Linked DNA regions of Homo sapiens: region 2 is linked to region 1. A link is a loop called in an ENCODE intact Hi-C map of the cell type or tissue named here. Cell type or tissue: heart left ventricle. All regions are shown on one strand.

Region 1 (5,000 bases):
GTGTTTTGCATTACTTTTAATTTATTTAAATGTTACTCTGCTGTCGCCTTCTCTTATGTTTTTCTCCTCAGCACTCTGATTTTAAGGTTTGTCCATATGGCTGTGTGTACATCTGGTCCTGTGTGTCTAAGGACATCTAGCATTCTATAGTGACCCACCTATTGCATTTACAGCAGCTGACAATCAAATTGCTTCCCATTTCCCATGACCACAAACAATGCTCCGGGGCATAGTCCCTTGCACATGTCTCCTCCGGCCTGGTGGGAATTACTCAGGATCACATGTCCAGGAGTGAAACTGCTGAGTCTCAGAGTGTGTATAGTCTTGCTTTGACCAAGTACCCCAGGGCAGCTTTTGGGAAATCTGGCCAGCCCATCCGCCCAACAGCAGCAAAGGAGTATTTCACCACCTACGTCAGTGTCAGCTCTTGTACTTTCATTGTTTCTTTCATCTCATTCTTTTTCTCAGGTTTAATTTTCTTTGGTACTGAAAATCATGTATTCTTAGGAAATTCTTTCAGCAAAGATCTATAGGTGATAGATTCTTAATCTTTGAGAGGGTCTTTATTTTTGCCCACACTCTTGATAATAGCTGTGTAATCTCCTGTGGCTGCTGTAACAAATTATCATGAACTTAGTGACTTAAGACAACACAAATTTATCATCTTACAGTCCTAGGGGGTCAGAAGTCCAAAATGCATCTCATTCACTAAAATGAAAGTGTCGGCAAGGCTGCATCTCTCTGGAGGCTGGAGGGGAGAATATACTTCCTTGTCGCTTCCAGCATCTAGAGGGAGCCTGCATCCTTTGAGTATGCCCCTTCCTTCATCTCCCAAGCCAGCAGCATAGCATCTTCAGAGCTCTAACTCTGGCACTCCTGCTTCCCTCTTAGAGGGGTCTTGTGACTTCTGAGTCCACCTAGATGATCCATGATACTCTACCCATCTCAGTTCCCTTTTGCCGTACAAGGCTACATTTACATTTCTCGGGGTTTAGGGCGTGGATGCCTTTGGGGGCCATCATTCAGCCTACCACAATATTCTAAGTAGGCATTAGATTTTAAGGTGATAGGTTTTTTAGTGGCATTCAATAGATTTTATTGAGACTGTGTCAGTCCCTGTTGAAGGTGTTGGCAATGCAGTAGTGAATGAAACAGAACAACACCCACAGACCCACAGAACCTGAGATGCCTCTATCCCATGAGAAGGCAGTGTGTGTGTGTGTGTTTGTGTGGTGTGTGTGTGTGTGTGTGTCTGAGTCTCATTGCATCACCCAGGCTGGAGTCCAGTGGTGTGATCCTCCTAGCCCACCATGGCCTTGACCTGCCAGGCTCAAGCAATCCTCCCACCTCAGCCTCCTGAGTAGCTGGGACTACTGGCTCACGCACCACTCCTGGCTGATTCGTTGTTGTTGTTGTTGTAGAGACAGGGTCTTGCGCTATTGCCCAGGCTGGTCTCAAACTCCTGGGGTCAAGCAACCTTCCCACCTTGGCCTCCCAAAGTGTTGGGATTACCACCAAAGCCACCGTGCCTAGCCCCACAAGAAGGCTTTTAAGATTTGGTGTCTATTTTTGTTTCATTATTTCTTAATCTTAAGGAAATTATTCCCCTTATCTCTTTAAGGTTCCTCAGTGTACCTATTGTGATGTGGTTTACCAGTTGCTTTATTTTCATTTCCCCTAGGGTGAATTCAGCTCCTGATTCAGACTGCTGGCTCTCTTGTTTTATCTTTTGCTCTCTGTAGTTGTCCTCACTCTGTGTCTGGCAGCTTTGTGGACCTGGGCTCCCAGTCATGGGAAGCCTAAGTCTCCTGTTCTCTCTTGATACTGGGCGATTTACAAATTAGGCAGTTTCTGAGGCAGTGGGTGGCCTGGCAAAATCCAAACCAGTTTCCAGTGTTCATGTCAAGTTTGGAGTCCCACAGTATGCAGATAGTATAAATTTGGACCTCACACCCAAAGGTGCCACTGGTCTGGGGTTTTGGTTTCTGAAGGTTGACTCCGCTGCACAGCCTCAGGATTCCTTCTGTGGACAGCACTTTCAGCTTTTCACCTATGGGTCGAGCAGAGAGGCTCCAGGCGTGAGGCAGAGGGATCAGCTCAAGCAGCTAGACTAGCAGGCGCCCTCCATCTCCTCCCTCCCACGCTCTCATTCTGTGCCCTGCTCACAGCCCCTGGGCTTGCGGTGGCACCACCTCCTGGCAACTCCTTCAGCCTTCTTTCTCATTTCTGGCATCTGGAGATTTTGCTGTCTTTTGACCTTGGCAATGAATTTATTTCTCATTGTTCCTTTTTTAATGCAGGATTTCTATGCATTTTTAATAGGAGCACCTGTTGACTTTAGCTGAAGCTGTCATATGCCGGGAAGTTTCAATTGTTGTGTACAGTTACATAGCTGCAACCTCTGTTAACCTCTGAAAGCCTCTGTTCTCATTCTTGTCCTTCCTGCTCTCTGCCAAAGCTGAATTAGAGTCTGCCATCGTCCTTCTGGGTAGACTGGCTGCCTCTCTTTGTATACATTATAGACTTTTTTTATTCTGTGTCTTTCATCAGTGCTCTTCTTTTCACTTGGCCGTTGAGGAACGTGTCCAAATTTTGTTTCGGCCAATGCCCCAGGCACATTCTTATCTCCGTTGTGGTTTTAATCCTTTTTTATTTTGTACTATTATTTATTGAGGTCTCTAGAGTTGGAAGAAAACAATGTGTTCTTCAGTCTACTGTCTTCAAAGAGAGCTCAACTGAGCTGTCAGTGCTGCTGTGTAAGCTTCCTTTTTTTTTTTCTTTTTTGGTCCTAGGTCAGCCTCCTTTCTCATTTCTGACATTCCCCCCTCATGCCTAGCAGAGAAAATAGAAGCCATCAGATGGGAGTCCCTGTTTCGCATCTTCCCCTGACAGTCTGCAAATCACGTTTGTTATTGCCCGTCCTCACCTCCTTTCCTTTTCTCCCCGAGAAAAAGGTGTCCCCATCTCCCTGTCCTCCACTGACCCTCCACTCCTGCCAGCTCCACACAGGCACTCTGCCCACCACACTGCCACACCTCCTTCCTGGACCTTATCCATGCCCAGCATTCCTAAATCTATCTATCCAGTTCTAATTGCTTTCCTTCAGACTTACATCTCTAATTGTTGACTGATAAGCCCTCTCTTACATACCCAGTTGTTTTCTCAAATTCAGCATGTCCAAAGCTGATATCATTGTCAGCTCCGGACATTGTCAGCTCTGGTCATTTCTTTCCGAAAAGATCAGCTTCTCTTTATGTTTTTCTTTCTCATTGCTAAGTAACTCCATGATCCACTGAATCACCCCAGCTACAAGTTTGGGTGTTTTGTTTGTTTTTTCACCTCCTTGAATATTTTTAGAACTGCACTGATGGGTACAGTAGCTACTAGCCACATACAACCATTTAGATTTGAATTTAAATAAAGTAAAATACAATACAATTAAAAATTCAGTTCCTTGAGTACACCAGGCACATTGCAAGTGCTTACAGCCACGTGTGGCACCAGGCTACCATAGCAGATAGTGCCACTCTAGAACATTTCCGTCTGTACAGGAAGTTCTGTTGGATAGTACTGGTCTAGAGTGTATTTTGCCATCCTTATTCCCACTTCGCTGACTGTATTTGAGCCCTCATAATTTCCTATCTGAACCATCAGTAGAGCTCTTGGCTCACCAACTTTTTCTTCCTTACTTCAGTCCATTTTCTCCTCTAATCAAATGATTTTTACAAAACCCTTGAAGAAATACCAGAGGGTAACAACTGCAACCTTTTAATGTCATTTCCCTACTTGAACCTTCCAGAGTCTCCCCATTATCTTTTCCTCTTTATTTGCTTGTTGAACAGTTCAGCCTTCAAGATTGAGTTCTAGCGTTGCCTGCTCTAGGAAGGCAGAGGCCAGCCAGGTTTCTTCTTCTGCACTTTGACACTCCTTGTTGATACCCCTCTTTCAGAGCATGTTTCCCATCATAATGTTTACCAGACACGCAGTAACTTCAGGAGAAGTGAAAAAACAGCCTCTCAGGTCATGTTCTGGTGTTGAGGAACCCCAGTTGAGAAAGGCTGTGAAGGGTGCTGAATGATGTTCCCGCAAGTGTCAGTCCCTGCCTCAGGTTAGCCCTGGTTCTTGGCTATCTCTTGACTCCAAAATATATATTTTGTAGAGAGAAACATAATTCCTTCAATAAAAATAGCCGTGTGCAGTGGCATGCCCCTGTAGTCCCAGCCACTTGGGAGGCTAAAACGGGAAAATCTCTTGAGCCCATGAGATTGAGGCCAGCTTGGGCAACACAACATAGTGAGACCGTGTCTCAAAAAAATAAGTCTTCAATGAAGAAGGAGTATTTGGATTACTACAAACTCTCATAGTTCTGGAGTCTAGGAGTCCAAACTCAAGGTGTTAGCAGAGCCACACTCCCTCAAAGGGCTTTGAAAGAGAATCCTTCCTTGCCTCTTCGAACTTCTGATAGCTCTTGGTGCTCTTTGACTTGTGTCCAATCTCTGCTTTCATCTTCACAGGACCTTCTTCCCTGTGTCTCTCTGTCTTTGTCTTAAATATCCCTTCCTTTTCTGTTAAAAGAACACCAGTCATTGCACATAGGGCCCACCCAAATCAGATTATCTTGCCTTGAGATCGTTAATTTAGTTATATCTACAAAGACCCTATTTTGAGATGCGGTCACATTCACGGGTACTGAGGATTCAAATTTGGACATATCTTTTGGGGGAGACATAATCCAACCCACTACAATGGGTGAGAATAAAAGTGAGAACTCTATTAACTATGTTTCTGCCTCTTTCCGAAGCCATGCCTAAGCTGACTCAGCATATTGGCTTTAGCCTTAGTTTCTTGCATTTATTCCTGTAAATTAAGATTCTCACTCTCAAATCAAAAGAAGGGGGAGAAGGCCACTTAACCAGCTGTCTTTCTTTCCCTGACAGGCACACTGCACTCCCTTCAGCTGGGTTTGTTTCCACTGGCTAGCAACTATCATTAAATAATAA
Region 2 (5,000 bases), 95 kb before region 1:
TTGTTGATGCCCCTCTTGTTAGGTCTTTGCCCCTCAATTTGTTCTGAGCATGCACTAGAACTGTAAGGGACCTTGTTTGTAACGTGGGTTCTGTCTAAAGTATGGCTCACATTTGTGATGTGAGAGAGTCTTTGATGTTCTATTTTGGTCACAGGTGCATGTGTTTGCTTTTGTTGGTATGTTTTCTTTCTTTCTTTTTTTTTTTTTTTTTGAGTTGGAGTCTCACTCAGTCGCCCAGGCCGGAGTGCAGTGGCGCGATCTGGGCTCACTGCAAGCTCCGCCTCCTGGGTTCACGCCATTCTCTCGCCTCAGCCTCCCAAGTAGCTGGGACTACAGGCACCCACCACCACGCCCGGCTAATTTTTTGTATTTTTAGTAGAGACGGGGTTTCACAGTATGTTTTATTACAGCTTTCTTTTCTAGGGTAAGTTTGGGAGCCCCAGAACATGGAAAACTCTTGACTAAGCCCTGAAATATCCTGGGTTCCTCTGATCCTCAGAACAACCCAGTGAGTTGACAGTGCTTTTAGCCTCATCTTCTTAAAAGGAAACAGAGGAGGCCGGGTGCTGTGGCTCACACTTGTAATCCCAGCACTTTGGGAAGCCGAGGCAGGCGGATTGCTTGAGGCCAAGAATTCAAAATGAGCCTGGCCAACATGGCAAAACCCGATCTCTACGAAAAATGCAAAAATGAGCTGGGCATGGTGGCGCATGCTTGTAATCCCAACTGCTCAGGAGGCTGGGGCACAAGAATTGCTTGAACTTGCTTGAACCTGGGAGGTGAAAGTTGAAAAAAACTGCTAGTAGTGATGGGGCATATGAGGAGTGGAGGATAAACTATAGGAGGTGAAAGTTTAAATGAGTTTGGAATGGTTTGGTTGGGGCAGATGTTGAGGAGCCTCAAAGTATCCTGTATCTTATAGGCCAGCACTTCCTGAAAACTTTCCTAAAGTAGGATTTCTGCTAAAGTAGGATTTCTGCCAGATAATTATTGTTGTGGGGGCTGTCCTGTTTATTGTAGGATGTTTAGCAGTATCCCTGGGCTCTACCCAGTAGATGCTAGTAGCTCCCCCTATCCTCCCCCGGTTGTGAAAACCAGAAATGTCTGCAGACATTGTTCCCAAATGTCCTTTGGGAACAAACTTGCATGTGGTTGAGAACCACTGCTCTGAAATAAAGCAAGATAGGAAACTTCTACCCCTCAGTAAGCAAAGTGCCCATGGTGACCCTTGAAAAGGTACATAGGCTTGAAGCTTTTTCGACATCCCAGGGCTAATAGGTAGATGTTTTCTCTAGTATGTGTTTTGCTTTATTCTCTAATATATGTGTTGATCTTAAATATAAAAATATTTTAAGTTGCATTTACATCAAGTGCTGCTGTAGGGCAGGCTTTACACACTCAAGTGCCAGGCAGGGCAGGTTAAATAGATGAAGTAGACTAGGAGGTTTGATTTGTTTTTGTTGAAAAATAAGTGGTGTTAATTTTGGAAGGCAGTAGCCAAACAGGGAGGCTGACCGCATTTCTAGTTCATTGTCGCCATGGCTGCTGCGGGCCTTGGGAAATTCAGAAACACATTTTTATATCAAACCCATTCATATTTAAAACAGGCCCAAATGAGGGGGTGTAAGGGAGACTGCAAATCAAACAAAATGTGTCTATAGCCCCTGGAGCTGCACTTACTGTGTTTTCAAGTTCCTGCTGGCACGTCCCCTGCCACCCACGCTCTGGATTTCCCTGTGTGAGAAGCAGGGCTGAAAGACTGAGCCAGGGATACTGTGTAGATATGGTCAGATCACCTGTAGTAGTTGCAAGGATCCATTGCCGCACAGGCATGTTAATACCCCGGAAATCCCAGGGACCTCTATGCTGCCTCAGCAGCAGCTCTCAGTCAGTCCCACAAACTAGGTTTATGCATTGTTGCCCCTCAATGCCACTGTCATTGCACTTAAAAAAAAATCATACAGTCCTTGTTTTCAGATCTCCTCAGGGTCTTGGTGGCTCTCATCTGAATATACACTTAATTGCTCTTTCTTCTCAAATTAAGGAATCCAGAATTCAACTTACTGAAGGAGGGGTGACCTCCTCATTCATTTCCTTATATGGCCTCTGTTACTATACCCTAAGATTGCAGAGTGTCATGCTACAGCACGCTTCATTCTCAATGAATTTAGTGTGAACTAGAATTCCTAAATCTCTTTAATATGTTATGCTACTATGCTGTATTTCTTTCCTACACTTGTAATTATTTTTCACATGCCTGGGGATGGCAATGACTCAAGAGAGGTTGAAGTTTGTAAAGCTGTTAGTTCCTCTCAATGCTCCTAGACTGCTGAGTTTTAAAATATGCTCACTTTTGAGAATAATGATTCTCTTTCTTACCTTTTTGTCAGCTGTCAGTTCTTGCTGATATCTGTGTAGCTTTCTCTAGCCTTTCAATCTGCTACTTCTAATCTCCTGTTGGTTGGGACATCATGTGTCCAGGAATTTTAGAATCATGTAACCAGGATTTTAAGAATTTCAAACAAGATAGATGGTCTCTGCCTGTGGACCCTTGTTAGGAAGTCAAGTGTTCATGCCTTCTTTGCTGGTCAGAACAATTTGTATGGTGTGTGTGTGTGTGTTTGCAGTTTTCAGGTCCATAGAGTTGTTTCCTCTAGGGCTTGTGTCTTGTTAAGATTTGACTGCATAAAGTAAGTCCACTCCCATTTACAACTCTCCTTCCTCACCCTCTCAACCCCTCTGATTACTAGAGAATTGGGACCTCATGTTAGAGACAGCTTAGATAGTCAGGATCCAAAGTTGGATGAATTCAACCCCTTATGCCCACTCTCTCTTCATTAAGTTGATGTTTGAACCATCGTGCAGAGGCTGTCTCCACGTGGAGTGGCCTAACGTGGTGTGGTTGTTCATTATCCTTCAGGATTTCCCCAGCTTCCCTGGTGCCTTTGCAGCCTTTTCTCTCTTGACCCTTTCAGTTAAAAGGTGGAGGAGATAAGATTTGGGTTTGTAGACAAATACAAAGTTACTCTCAGGCTAACATTTTCTTTACTTCTCCCACTGCACAGTGTGTGTCATGAGTACTTTATACAAAGTTAAGGTGGTTTGCCCATCTATTTCAGTTGGTAATTATAGAATTGGAGATGCGAAGTTGAAGCTGTTAGCCTTCTAACATACCTCCATCAGTGGACTCTAAGGATTTTACCCAGAAGTTCTATGTTCTACAGTTTCAGACTTAACCACTTTACTTATACCTGTCCATCTCTTCTTTTGATATTTTTAATAAAAATAATCCTTGTTGACCTCTGTTCCTATAGGGTTATAGAAACCAAACTGCTATAAGCTGGGCGTGGTTGTGCACACCTATAATCCTAGCACTTTGAGAGGCTGAGGCAGGAGGATTGCTTGATCCCAGGAGACTGCAGTGAGCCATGATCTCAGCACTGAGCACCAGAACAAGACTCTGTCTCCAAAAAAAAAAAAAAAAAACAAAAAACGAAGAAAGAAACTAAATTGCTATGTGGGAAAAGTGTGCTATTCCATAGATCAGCAAAGTAAAGTTTTACAAGTTGGTCTAATTTTTCTTCCAGCATCTTTCTAACCCATCCAAACCAGAAAAAATAAGTTATGCTTAGCATATGGAAAACCAGTTGAGTTTCAGGGAGGGTAGGTGGCAAAGAATCAGATGCTGATGTAGCTCTTTTAGACTATCTTAAATAGAAACAGAGCTTTGGGTTAAGGACCTGAGTTATCCCATTATGTTCTGTCAGAATATCGATATTATCCAAATCCGTCTCAACAAATGCATGGTGCTAATAAGTGGGAAAACAATCTTATAAGAGCAAATTCTAATGTTAAGAGATTACAGTTCTTTTGAGATCACTTTAAAAATTAAATGCCAGCTGTCTCCCCTAATGAGCTTTAGAGGGGAATAAAAATTGATTTTGGCATCAGACATTTCATTTTACTTACCAGCATTGTGATTTTGGATCCTCTAAGCTCTTTGGGCTTCAGTTTGCACAACCGAAAAATTGCATGGGGAATTGTGAAGATGGGTGGGGGCGGGCAGAGGAGGGAGGAGAGCAGCAGTCATGTGGAAAGGGCTAATGGGTGTCAGCCCTCTATTCCTTTGGCCCCCTTTCTCCCCACAAGTCTTGCTTCAGACAGAACCTAGAGAATTCTGACCATTTGCCCCTGCTAGTCATGTTTTCCAGCTAGTTCCCATCCCTCTGGACTGGTCCCATTTGCCCCTGGTGCTCTTGAGATGGGCTGTTTGGGTCTGCACACTTCTCCAGATGCCCAACTCTCTCTGCGTATGAGACTCTCATCCTGCTGTGTGCTAGATACAGTATTCCAATTAATGCAGCTGAGGGGGGATTGTAATTTGATGCAGCCAATGAATGTCCCCTTCCAGGCTTATTTGGAACCAAAACCCTTGGGAGGGGGATGTTTGGGGGAGGGAGGTAGCTGACTTTGTCACCATGTTTCCATTAGAGGCCATAATACCAATCCACACTCCTTTCTTCTGAGACAAGAAAGAATGTTTTTAAGAGGAGTCTGACAAATTTTCTCTGACCTGGTACCTGAAGGAAGAAAAGATAGATTTGAATTAAGTTGCACATATTGAAAAAGCTAAAATTTAGAGAAGCTTATTAAAAGACATTTCTCTGTCTCCTTCCCCTCCACACACAAACACACACGCACACACAGCTTAGATTTTCCAGACCTCTCTGGTGTGAATCAGAGCTCTTGTCTTAGGAGTATAAGGGAGCTGACCTTTTAAATCAATTACACTGAGGAGCAGATGGGGCCGCTGAGAGATCTGGAGCCCCCACTGCGTGAGGCGTATCATCTGGCAGCCACGGACCTGGTATAAATCCTATCATGTTTCCATTTAAGGTGCTCTGCCCACCTGGACACCCTCCCCAGCTCTCATTCTTCCTCCCTGTTGAAATCCTTCTCCCAAACTTAGCTCAAATGCCTTCTCTCCAAGAAAATCTTCC

Evidence for each region. A loop is a pair of places that touch in the nucleus more often than their neighbours do. Peaks named below come from ENCODE experiments on the same cell type or tissue, not always from the same donor. Only the 100,000 strongest peaks of a DNase experiment are listed, where the experiment ranks them.
Region 2: it touches region 1 in a loop (1.9-fold over the local background); 1 of 110 quality-filtered maps calls a loop at or near these places.

Annotation. Positions count from the first base shown.
Region 1 is chr5:113,088,136-113,093,135 of GRCh38, reverse strand. All of the region lies in intron 8 of MCC (MCC regulator of Wnt signaling pathway), which reads left to right. Among named protein-coding and RNA genes, the nearest start is that of DCP2, 110 kb to the right of the region's middle. In heart left ventricle, a CTCF peak has its summit at 2,186 (motif pointing left); a DNase peak (open chromatin) is centred at 3,005; H3K27ac peaks cover 2,434 bases.
Region 2 is chr5:113,182,966-113,187,965 of GRCh38, reverse strand. The region is part of intron 3 of MCC (MCC regulator of Wnt signaling pathway); the gene reads left to right. Among named protein-coding and RNA genes, the nearest start is that of DCP2, 210 kb to the right of the region's middle. In heart left ventricle, no CTCF peak of the experiment used is centred here; no DNase peak of the experiment used is centred here.